Regions from separate parts of the Homo sapiens genome. Here region 2 is linked to region 1. A link is a contact called in ENCODE Hi-C or POLR2A ChIA-PET data. All regions are on one chromosome and are shown on one strand. Each heading gives the region's core, a stretch centred on a gene start or an enhancer-like site at or near the end of the contact. The rest is flanking DNA. Distances are from core to core; before and after follow the strand shown. Region 1 holds the start of PDE2A-AS2 (PDE2A antisense RNA 2). Region 2 overlaps ARAP1 (ArfGAP with RhoGAP domain, ankyrin repeat and PH domain 1).

Region 1 (3,790 bases), core at 10-2,509:
GTTCAATTTGGGCACTACAGCAACACCTAGGCAGCTAGAGCTGGCGTGAAGGCGGCTGAGACACTCAGGAGACTCCTCACCTGCACCGGGGCTATTCCCTCACTCCTTCACTTAGTAGCCAAATGATATAATTAGACACTGACAGTTTCTGGCTTGTCCAGTGAGCCCTAGGGAAGGAAGGAGAAGACCCGGGTGCTGTTGGAGGCAGGAGGTTGGATAGGGTGACCCCTACACCCCGACCCCCCTATGATCTCCATTTCCTTCATTCCAGGCTCTTCTCCAAGTGGCAAAGAACCTCTTCACCCACCTGGGTGAGTGCACTGTTCTCTCTGCCTGGCTGTGTGTGGGCATGGGGGCTGGCATTTGCAGAGGAGAGGCGGGAGGTCTTGGCAGCCTGGTCTCACCCTGCCTGGTCTTCTCCCTTCCCCAGATGACGTCTCTGTCCTGCTCCAGGAGATCATCACGGAGGCCAGAAACCTCAGCAACGCAGAGATGTGAGTGACTCTACCCAGGGGACAGGGCGAGAGAGGCTGTGGCCTTCAGTCCCCATCATCTCCTTTCCTGCCCCACCCACTTCCCTTTCTCTGCCTTCTGCGGGACTTCATCACCTTTTGAGGGATCCTTTATTTCATGCCTGTCTCCCTCGCTAGACTGTAGGCTCCAATACAGCAGGGACAGGGCTGGCTTTGGATCCTCAGCTCCTATCACAGTGCCTGGCACATAGTAGGTGCTTCCAAAAAAAAAAAAAAACAAAACACTTGAATGGACACGTTTCTGGAGCCAGCCAGCCCTGAGCAGAGTGTCTTACCTTGGAGCACTCCTCCCAGGCCTCGGAAATCCGGCCTTTGCCTCCTTATGGGACGTGAGGGCGATCAGAGGGGGTTGTCAGGCCCCAGAGGACCAAACCCCTCCCTCCACAGCTGCTCTGTGTTCCTGCTGGATCAGAATGAGCTGGTGGCCAAGGTGTTCGACGGGGGCGTGGTGGATGATGAGGTGAGAGGGTGTGGAGGGAGTATGTGGCCCTAGGGGTGTCCGGGAGTCCGCCGGCGGCGCTGGGGAGCGGCCCGAGGTTTAACAGTCCCCTCTGTGGCCGGGTCACTAACTTCTTCCTCTCGACTCCATCTCTGCTCCGGCAGAGCTATGAGATCCGCATCCCGGCCGATCAGGGCATCGCGGGACACGTGGCGACCACGGGCCAGATCCTGAACATCCCTGACGCATATGCCCATCCGCTTTTCTACCGCGGCGTGGACGACAGCACCGGCTTCCGCACGCGCAACATCCTCTGCTTCCCCATCAAGAACGAGAACCAGGGTGCGCGTGGCGGCCCGGGCGGAGGGGCGGGGCCTGCGCCGGGCGGGGCGGGTCCGAGCGAGCGGGGGTGGCAACACTTCCCCACCGCCTCCAGCGTCCCGGAGCATAAGGGAGTCGGGTTCCATGCCTGGGACGTACGTAACCTGCGGAAACTGCGAGGGCAGGTCCCGGCCGGATCCCTCCCTCCAACCGATCCCTCCCTCCACCGGTGGTTCCTTGCCCCTCTCCCTTCCCCAGAGGTCATCGGTGTGGCCGAGCTGGTGAACAAGATCAATGGGCCATGGTTCAGCAAGTTCGACGAGGACCTGGCGACGGCCTTCTCCATCTACTGCGGCATCAGCATCGCCCATGTGAGGGCGGGGTTGGGAGTGGGGTGTGGGGTGATAGGGGGCGGGGCCCACGAAGGACCCTCGGTTCTCCTCCTCCGACTGACTCTCCTTGTGGATTGATCCCTTGGTCTGGCACTCAGAGTCCCGCCGCTGGGGTGCAGCCTTCAGGACACGCTGGCCACCTCTGGGCTCAGTTTCCCATCTAAAAATTGGGCATACGATTTCCTGCCCTGTCCACTCAGCCTCCTGGGACCATGAGAAACTCCCGTTGTCAAAACCTCCTCTCTTCCCTGGAAGCAGTCTCAACCCAAGCCGAGTGCTTTTTTGGAAGTGCTGGGTCTCGGTGTCCAGGCCTACTGGCGCTCTGGCCTGGGAATCCAGCCCCAAGGTCCCTGACATGATCCCCTCCTTGCTTCTCCTTCCCTGCCATGGGCCTTGGGCTCCATCACTGAAGCCTGGATCAGGTGTGGGGGAGTGCAAAGGGCCAGACCAAATGCTGGGAGAACTTGATGAGGAGGAACCGGCGCGGGGTCTGGATGAAAGTGGGGGTGGGGTCTTTACTGTGGACTGGAGCTTGAAGGTTTTGACTGGGGCCAGAATGGGACAGGAAGTGGGGTGTCTTTTTGACCCCTTCATCCCAGTCCTGGGCATTGCTAAATTTTCACAGCCACCTTCCTTGAGCCCCATCTTTCCCTCTTTCCCCTAGTCTCTCCTATACAAAAAAGTGAATGAGGCTCAGTATCGCAGCCACCTGGCCAATGAGATGATGATGTACCACATGAAGGTGAGGCTTGCAGAGACCTCTGGTCCTCCTCCCAGATTCCCCGGGGACCCAGGGCCAGGCAGGGCTTCCTGATCAATCTCTACTGAGGATGAGAGGATAGGCCCAGAGCCACAGCAGGCCTCCTGCCCTCCTTAGGGGCAGCTCCCACCCCTGCTTAGAGACCTCTCCTCCAAGCTGCTTCTGAGCTCAGTCCCAAGGCTGGAAGTAGCCAGAGGAACCAGCCCAGGGAGTAATTGGTTCAGCCAGGTATTCCCCATGTTCAGGGAATAATTCCCATCTTGGGAATTACTGAGGGCTAGGAAGCTCACCCAGGACCCGTCCCCATGGCTTCCCTAGGTACAATGCCCATGCAGCCCTGGGCAGTCTTAATTGCTGATAATCTATCCCATTCCCTACCCTGGGTCACAAAAGCTGGCTTAGTTCCATGTATATGGTAGTCGCTGTTCATTTGGACATTTCCTCTCACCTGTGTCCAAACCAGAGAGGCCCAGACCTTGTGAGTTGGATCAAAACTGTAGTAGGAAGAGTTAAGGTTAGAGAGTAGAAAGGTCTCCACAAAAGGAGGACTGCTACAGTTACTGTGTATGAAATGCTGCCATGGTTAGGGGGTGTCATGAAGGGGTGTTGTCGATCTTTGCCAAGGTTATGCTGTTACAGATAAAGGGTGGTCACCTGCAGGGAGGCGCGCGGGGTGGGCTGCAGGGCTGTGAGGGGAGGGTGGTGATTTCCTGCCCAGTTACAGTCCACAGCGTGGTGGCCCAACTGTGGTACATTCTGGGTGACGGATCCCCCACCTGCCATGGGAATTTGAGGGTGAAGACACCAGATGGGGTGAAGGCTGTCTTCTAATGCTCTGGCTGGTCTCCTCTAGGTCTCCGATGATGAGTATACCAAACTTCTCCATGATGGGATCCAGCCTGTGGCTGCCATTGACTCCAATTTTGCAAGTTTCACCTATACCCCTCGTTCCCTGCCCGAGGATGACACGTCCATGGTGAGTTGCTCTCCTCCACTTGACTGGCCAGGCCGAAGGTATGTAGCCAGAGGCTTAAGTTAAATGCGCATCAAGAACTTCCTGGGAAGACAGAGTCATCAAGGAAGGCTGTGGAGGGTCCCTCAGAGATGGAGGGGCTTGTAGTCTGCCATCAGGAAGCCATAGGGCCTGCCCAGGGGCTAGAGGCTGGACTGGATGATCCCAAGGGCTGCTCTTGGACCAACCATGCCCAGGGCATGTGACCTCAGGGTTTGCATCCCTCCCAACCCTGTTTTTCTAACATTTTGTGTGGGCTTGGTTTCAAGAGTTCTTAGTTCTTAGATCTCTAAAAATGCATAGCTCCGAGAACGGTTGCTTCAACTATTTTGT
Region 2 (6,330 bases), core at 2,444-4,943, 140 kb before region 1:
GTTACCATATACTGTTTTAATCATTGTGGCTTTATAATATGTTTTAACATGTGGTGAGGTTGACTCCTACTCTTTACCCTCCCCGCCCTCCACCCCTGCTTCCAGAATTTTCCTCACTCTTCCTGCTTATTTTTCCACATGAAATTTCAAATCAGCTTCAAAAAAAATTCTGTACATATTTAATTGGATTGTGTACATTTATAAAGTAACTTAGACATCATTAATCTCTTTATGTTGTCTTCTATCCAGAACTTACTGTGCTCTGCCATTTGTCCAGGTCTTCTTTTTGTCCCTCAGTAACACTCCCAATTTTTCTTCCTATCGCTGTTGTTTATCTCTTAGGAAGTTTATTGGTGTTTTCTATTTTGTGATGCTTTTGTAAATGGGGTCTTTCATCCTGGTTTCTACCTGTTTGTTGCTTATAAATGTTGATTTCTGTTATATTAATTTTCGTTTGTTTCTTTTGTTTTTGTTTTTGTTTTTGTTTTGAGACGGAGCCTCACTCTGTTGCCCAGGCTGGGGTGCAGTGGCATGATCTCGGCTCATGGCAACCTCTGCCTCCTGGGTTCAAGCAATTCTCCTGCCTCAGCCTCCTGAGTAGCTGGGACTACAGGCGCATGCCACCATGCCTGGCTAATTTTTTGTATTCTAGTAAAGATGGGGTTTCACTGTATTGCCCAGGCTGGTCTGAAACTCTTGAGCTCAGGCAATCCACCCGCCTCGGCCTCCTAAAGTGCTAGGATTATAGTTGTGCCCGGCCAGTCTGTTATATTAATTTTGAACCCAACTGTCTTACTAAAGTCTTTACTGGTTGTTATAGTTTCTCAGTTGACCTTCTTGGGCTTTCAAACTCAACACTCATATTATTGGCAACAAATGGATAGTTTATCTCTTCCTTTCTGATTTTAAGACCTCTTGTTTATTTTTGTTGTCCAGAGCTTTCAGAGCAATGTGAGGAATAATAATAACAACAGTAAAATGGATATTCTTTTCTCATTTAAGAAAGTATCAATTTATTTCTGTTTTAGTAAGATTTTTGTTTGTGTAAGTAAGCTGGATATTGGGTTTTATCATATGCCTCTTTAGTGTCTGTGGAGATAATCAGATGACTTTTCCCTTTGATCTGCTAATCACCTCTTTTGGTCACCTCTTCATATCACCTCTTGACTCCCACCAGGCCAGGAGCTCTTGATTACAGGGTGCAGGGGTAGAGCCTGAGTCCCCATTGCCTAGTGCCAGGCTATTTTGAAAGAACAAATGGATGAATGGCCTTAGTGATGGGAGGGTTTACCCAATTCCAGGGCCAGGCCCCCAGAGGCCATGTGATGCTGGGTTTACTCACGTCCCACAGCATTTCACTTCCTCCAGGGGCATGGAGGTAGGGGGAGGCTAGTCTCGGCTCCCAGACTGGGCTTGCAGGAGGGACCAGCAGTGGTATCCTTCAATGCTCGCTAAGCCCTTGGCCTGGCCCTCACTGGGAACTGGTGCCTCAGAGGGAATTAGCCCTGCCGTGGGTCTTGCAGAGGGCAGTGGGGAGGAGGTATAAGACACAGCACCAATCATGCCACTGGCCATTCTCACGGCAGTGGCCAAGGCTGTGTGTTGGGGTGTGGGGTGGTACCAACCCCAGAGATCATGGAGGGTTTCCTAGAGAAGAAAACATGAGCTGGATGCTGGGATAGCACAAGGGAAGGGGTGAGGGGGTTCAGGCGGAGAGAAGAGCCTGTGTGTTCAGAGACCTGGCAGTACCTGGCCTTGCTTAGCACATGGAGCACAGGGGAGGAAGCTCCAGGACAGAACTTGAACCTATGGCTTGAGAGAGCCATGCAGGCTGCTGGTGAGGGGACCAATCCTCGGCAGCCCTGCCTCTGACCTGTGCCTGTCTGTCTATTCTAGCTCTGGACAAAGCCCTGCCAGTCAGGCCTCCGCTGGCAGGAACCATGGCAGAGGCTGGGGATGCTGCGCTATCGGTGGCCGAGTGGCTGCGGGCATTGCACCTGGAGCAGTACACGGGGCTCTTTGAGCAGCATGGCCTGGTGTGGGCCACTGAGTGCCAAGGCCTCAGCGACACCCGCCTGATGGACATGGGCATGCTACTCCCTGGTCACCGCCGCCGCATCCTGGCTGGCCTGCTCCGTGCCCATACCTCACCGGCCCCTGCACCCCGCCCCACCCCACGGCCTGTGCCCATGAAGCGCCACATCTTCCGCTCACCACCTGTGCCTGCCACTCCACCCGAGCCGCTGCCCACCACTACAGAGGATGAGGGGCTCCCCGCTGCCCCACCCATCCCGCCCCGGAGGAGCTGCCTTCCGCCCACCTGCTTCACCACCCCATCCACAGCTGCCCCAGACCCTGTGCTGCCCCCGCTGCCTGCTAAGCGGCATTTGGCAGAGCTGAGCGTTCCACCCGTGCCGCCCCGCACCGGACCCCCCCGCCTGCTGGTGAGGTGAGTGGATGCCACCCAGGGTGGGAGGCGCACAGGCAGAGGATCCCAGAGGGTAGATGGGGAGTTTGTGGCCTTTGGTGCTGGGGTAAGAAAGGCACTTCGGAAGTGCAGGGGGAACAGCGTGTGCAAAGCTCGGAGGACAGGATTGCTGTCTGGTGACTCAGGAGGAGGGGAGAGCTGTGCAGGTACTCAGCGCAGTGCCTGGGCTGCTGGGCGTGTGCCAGTGAGGCCTCCAGGTTTCTGTCTTGGGTGGCTGGGTGGACAGTCGTGCCATCACTGATCCAGAGACCCAAGGACAGAAGTGACTTTGGGAGGAAGTCGAGTTCAGCTTGGGACCTGGCAACTGTGAGATACTGCAGGGTATCGGGGTCCATGCCGGCATCAAGAGGCAACATGTGTAGGAAACGGAAAGCTGCGGGGTAGGGTTGGGGGTGAGGGGACTGCCCAGGTCCTGGTGGTGTGCTCTTTCACACCCTGTCCCCTTCTCCCACTGCCAAATGTCAGCAAATCCTGGGACACTTCTCAGGCCTCATCTGGCATGCCCTCCCTCCTCAGAACTGTTTCCCCTCTGGGGCTTCTGGTACCCTGTGTTTTCTTGAGTTTCCTCTGGCTCCTGTGGATATTCCATGTTAATCTCCTTCACAGACGCCCTCCCTTCCTGCCATCTGCTGGGATGCCCGGCTGTCAGGGAGCATCCCCAGACAGGGTAGATATGTGTTTGGGGTGAGGGAGATTTGGTGGAGCACTTGGGCGAAGTGAGGCTAATCTTGGAAGGCTTCTTGGAGGAGGAAGGGGTGTGCGGAGAGAGGTCTCCTGGTCCCTGTTTGTTTATTGCTGGGCACTCTGCTGGGCTCTGTGTTTCTATGGTCTCCATGATCCCTGCAGCAGACCTTCTGGGAGATTTGTGTACTGGCTTTACGAGCAGGACATGAACAAATCAGAGGGAGAGCAGGGAGGGGGCCCTGGCTGGATCCATGCCAAGGACATACTCAGGGGGCCTTGTGGGGAGGGTCTGGGAGATTCTTTCCACCCAGGGAGGAGCATTAAGTCAGGGGGCCTTGAAGACCAAGCTAGTGCTGTGGTGTTTTGAGGGTTGATTGGTAGAAGCACAAAAAGGGTACATGCTCTTCCTGGGTTCACACAACTCGTAACAGGTATAGGGTCTCTCCAGGAACCTGGAGGGAAGCTCAGATTGAAGGTTCCTGGTGCCCTTGCGCCCTCTAGTGACCATTCTTCTGCATGCAGGAGCGTTTTCTATTTCAACCCCATCAGCTTGTGGGGGGGAGAGAGAGAGAGAAAAAGAGAGAGAGAGAGAGAGAGAGAGGTTAGAAGAGAGAAGAGGATAGAGAAGAGAAAGTCTGTCTGTCTGTCTCTGGGGTTGGAAGTGGGTGAACAAAGGGAAGAAGCAGGGCCCTGGCCAGGTCCCCTCTCAGGCCCTTCCTGTGACTCCCGGACGGGCAGTGGAGGCCTGGGTTCCTGCTTGGGAGGCAGGATGCCTGGGTCGGGCCCAGCTAGCTTTGTGACTCTGATGAGGACCTGCTTCTCTGGGCCTGTTTCCCCATCAGGTGCCCTCTGTGGTCCTCCATAGACTTCTGGGCCCTCCTGGCACTGACATCTGAGTTCAGGAGGCTTGCTGGGTAGGAGGAAGTCCTGTCCACACCCCAGGGCTCCAGGGTACCAATGCCTACTCTCAGAGCCTGTCTGAACATAGCCATTTAGGCAACATGAGGAGGAGGCCAGGCGCCATGGTCGGGAAAAGGTCTAGCCCCTTGTAGTTTGAGTACCCAAAATCTGTTCTGTGCTAAGAGAATTGGAAGAAAAGTATTTCCTGCAATTTGGGACTATTCCTTACGGCAGAGTATGGTAGTGGGTAAGCTACCAAGCCTGGCTTCCTGTGTCCTGGGGTCTTTGGCAGTTGGAGTCATGGGCATATGCAGTCTTCAGCTTTGTACACACTCAACTCAGAGAGTGTATGGTCTTCAAAGCCCTGTGGTAGGAAAAACTCACAGCAGATGGAGCCTCATGTGTGTATACCAGGCCAAGACTGAGTGCTGTAGTGATCAGGGTGGGGGCCAACATGGACCCTGACTGGCCACCTTGTCCGCTCTCAGTCCCTTCCTGTGATCCCCAGGCTCCATGGCATGTAGAGAGGAACACTGCTCCTGCCCACCCCCGCCTTGTGGGAGTCCCATCACAGTGTCTCATGACATGGCCTTCCTACCCCTGCTTGCAACCCCTCATGATGGGGAACTCACTCTCTCAACCTTAGGGCCTTTCACACAAGGTCATGTGGTGGCTGAGGCCGGTCATCTCCAGGCTCCCCAGTGGAGCTTGGGGGTGGATGCGTGTGCATGTGTGTACTCTCAGTGTCTCGAGTCAGTGTGAGGCATGTCTGGGCCAGTCTGTGTGTGCACCCATACAGATGGGTGTGGGTGGTAGTACAAGCTGTCAGGGTAGTAGAATGTCTGTGCATTTACACATTCAGACAGGTTCTGAGAGTGTGTGCTACTAAGATGTAGAAGCATGTAGGGATTTGTGCAGTTTCAGTGGTGACATGGAGTGGTGTGTATGTGAGTTTATCAGGACCTTTGTGCTCAATTACTGCTGTGGTGGAGACCCCAACAGTGTGTGAGTACATCCGCGAGTGTGCACGTGCTGTTTGAGCAGAACATGACATTTGTGTTATTTGTGCACTGTCAGGCTTGAGCCAGTGTGTGCACGTGTGTGTACATGTGCTGCCAAGAGGGAGAGCCCATTAGGATGGCAGCTCCACTGGGGCCAGGATCCTAGTCGATTTTGTTTGCTGCAGAATCCCCAACATCTAGAACAGTGCTGGATGCCTAATAGGCCCTTGGGAAGTATATCGTGTGGGTGAGTAAATGATTGCCAACGTGAGCTTGTGTACTGGCACGTGCTGAGCTTGGGGTGCATGTGGGTAAACACGCATGTGACTCAGCACCCAGTGAGTGCCCTCAGCACAGCTGGGCCATAGGGCCCTGAGCTCACCGCCCCAGCTCCCTGTCCCCCATCCTACTACCCAACCTACGTCATCCCAGATATTTTAGGAAGGGAGAGGTCTTCAGAGGAGACAGGTGGGAAGAACGAGGCTGTGATAGGATTGTAGGCCACAGACCAAGGTTTAGGCAAATCAGAAAACAAGCAAGGATGGAGTTCCCTCCTCCTGGCCTTGGCATGGCCCAGGACTCTCAGAACCAGGCTCATGATTCTGCCTGGCCTAGGGGGACTCTACATCACCCCCAGAGTCTGCACCCCCTGCTATTATTATTATTATTATCATCATTATTATTAATAGAGACTAAGTCTCTCTCTGTTGCCCAGGCTGGAGTGCAGTGGTGCCATGATAGCTCACTGTAGCCTCGAACTCCTGGGCTCAAGCAATCCTCCCACCTCAGCCTCCCAAGTAGCTGGGACTACAAGTGTGTGCTACCACACCTGGCTAATTTTTAAATCTTTTGTAAAGACGAGGTATTCCTTTGTTGCCCATGCTGGTCTTGAACTCCTGGGCTCAAGCAATGCTCCTGCCTCGACCTCCCAAAGCACTGGGATTACAGGTGTGAGCCACTGCACTCGGCACCCTACCATTAATTTAAACTCGTGGTGGGGTGCTTGCTGAGGAGCCCAGAGATGCTGAGAAACTTGCCCAGAGTCACCCAGCCCTGCAGAAGGGAAGCCGGTGCCCAGACCCTGCCTCCTGGCTTCAGGTCAGGTCTACTCAGCTCTTAAATGCCGCAGACATGAGCCCTGTGAACTGGCTTCCCTGAGGGTGGCAGAGGGGTCGTTTCTGATGTGAGGTTCCAGGGTCATGCCGCAGATCCCCTCCCAGCTTGCTCTGGCCTTTGGTGTCCCCCTCTGATACCTGG

The links. A loop is a pair of places that touch in the nucleus more often than their neighbours do. ChIA-PET counts read pairs that join two places held with the same protein, here RNA polymerase II (POLR2A). Pooled maps may share reads with other maps.
Region 2: a map of naive thymus-derived CD4-positive, alpha-beta T cell shows a loop between it and region 1 (13-fold over the local background). The contact joins the enhancer-like site here to the promoter of PDE2A-AS2 in region 1. A Hi-C loop is called at or near these places in 1 of 168 maps with a recorded cell type or tissue (naive thymus-derived CD4-positive, alpha-beta T cell) and 7 of 50 pooled maps. POLR2A ChIA-PET finds 5 or more read pairs at or near these places in 4 of 52 experiments (Panc1, T-cell, WTC11 and 1 more).

Annotation. Positions count from the first base shown.
Region 1 is chr11:72,582,075-72,585,864 of GRCh38, reverse strand. PDE2A-AS2 (PDE2A antisense RNA 2) reads right to left here and starts at 1,259. Exons shown (of 2, transcript XR_001748291.2): 1 at 809-1,259. PDE2A (phosphodiesterase 2A) reads left to right here. Exons shown (of 31, transcript NM_002599.5): 15 at 272-311; 16 at 431-494; 17 at 921-993; 18 at 1,137-1,314; 19 at 1,552-1,664; 20 at 2,350-2,427; 21 at 3,299-3,421. RefSeq lists silencers at 1-88, 1,319-1,428 and enhancers at 531-1,052, 1,053-1,576.
Region 2 is chr11:72,722,739-72,729,068 of GRCh38, reverse strand. It overlaps ARAP1 (ArfGAP with RhoGAP domain, ankyrin repeat and PH domain 1), which reads left to right. Exons shown (of 35, transcript NM_001040118.3): 3 at 1,897-2,449. The coding sequence starts at 1,941. Among named protein-coding and RNA genes, the nearest start is that of ARAP1-AS2, 25 kb to the right of the region's middle. Within about 2 kb of position 3,693, at least 10 of the 41 ENCODE cell types and tissues checked have a DNase peak (open chromatin) inside an H3K27ac peak, as active enhancers do.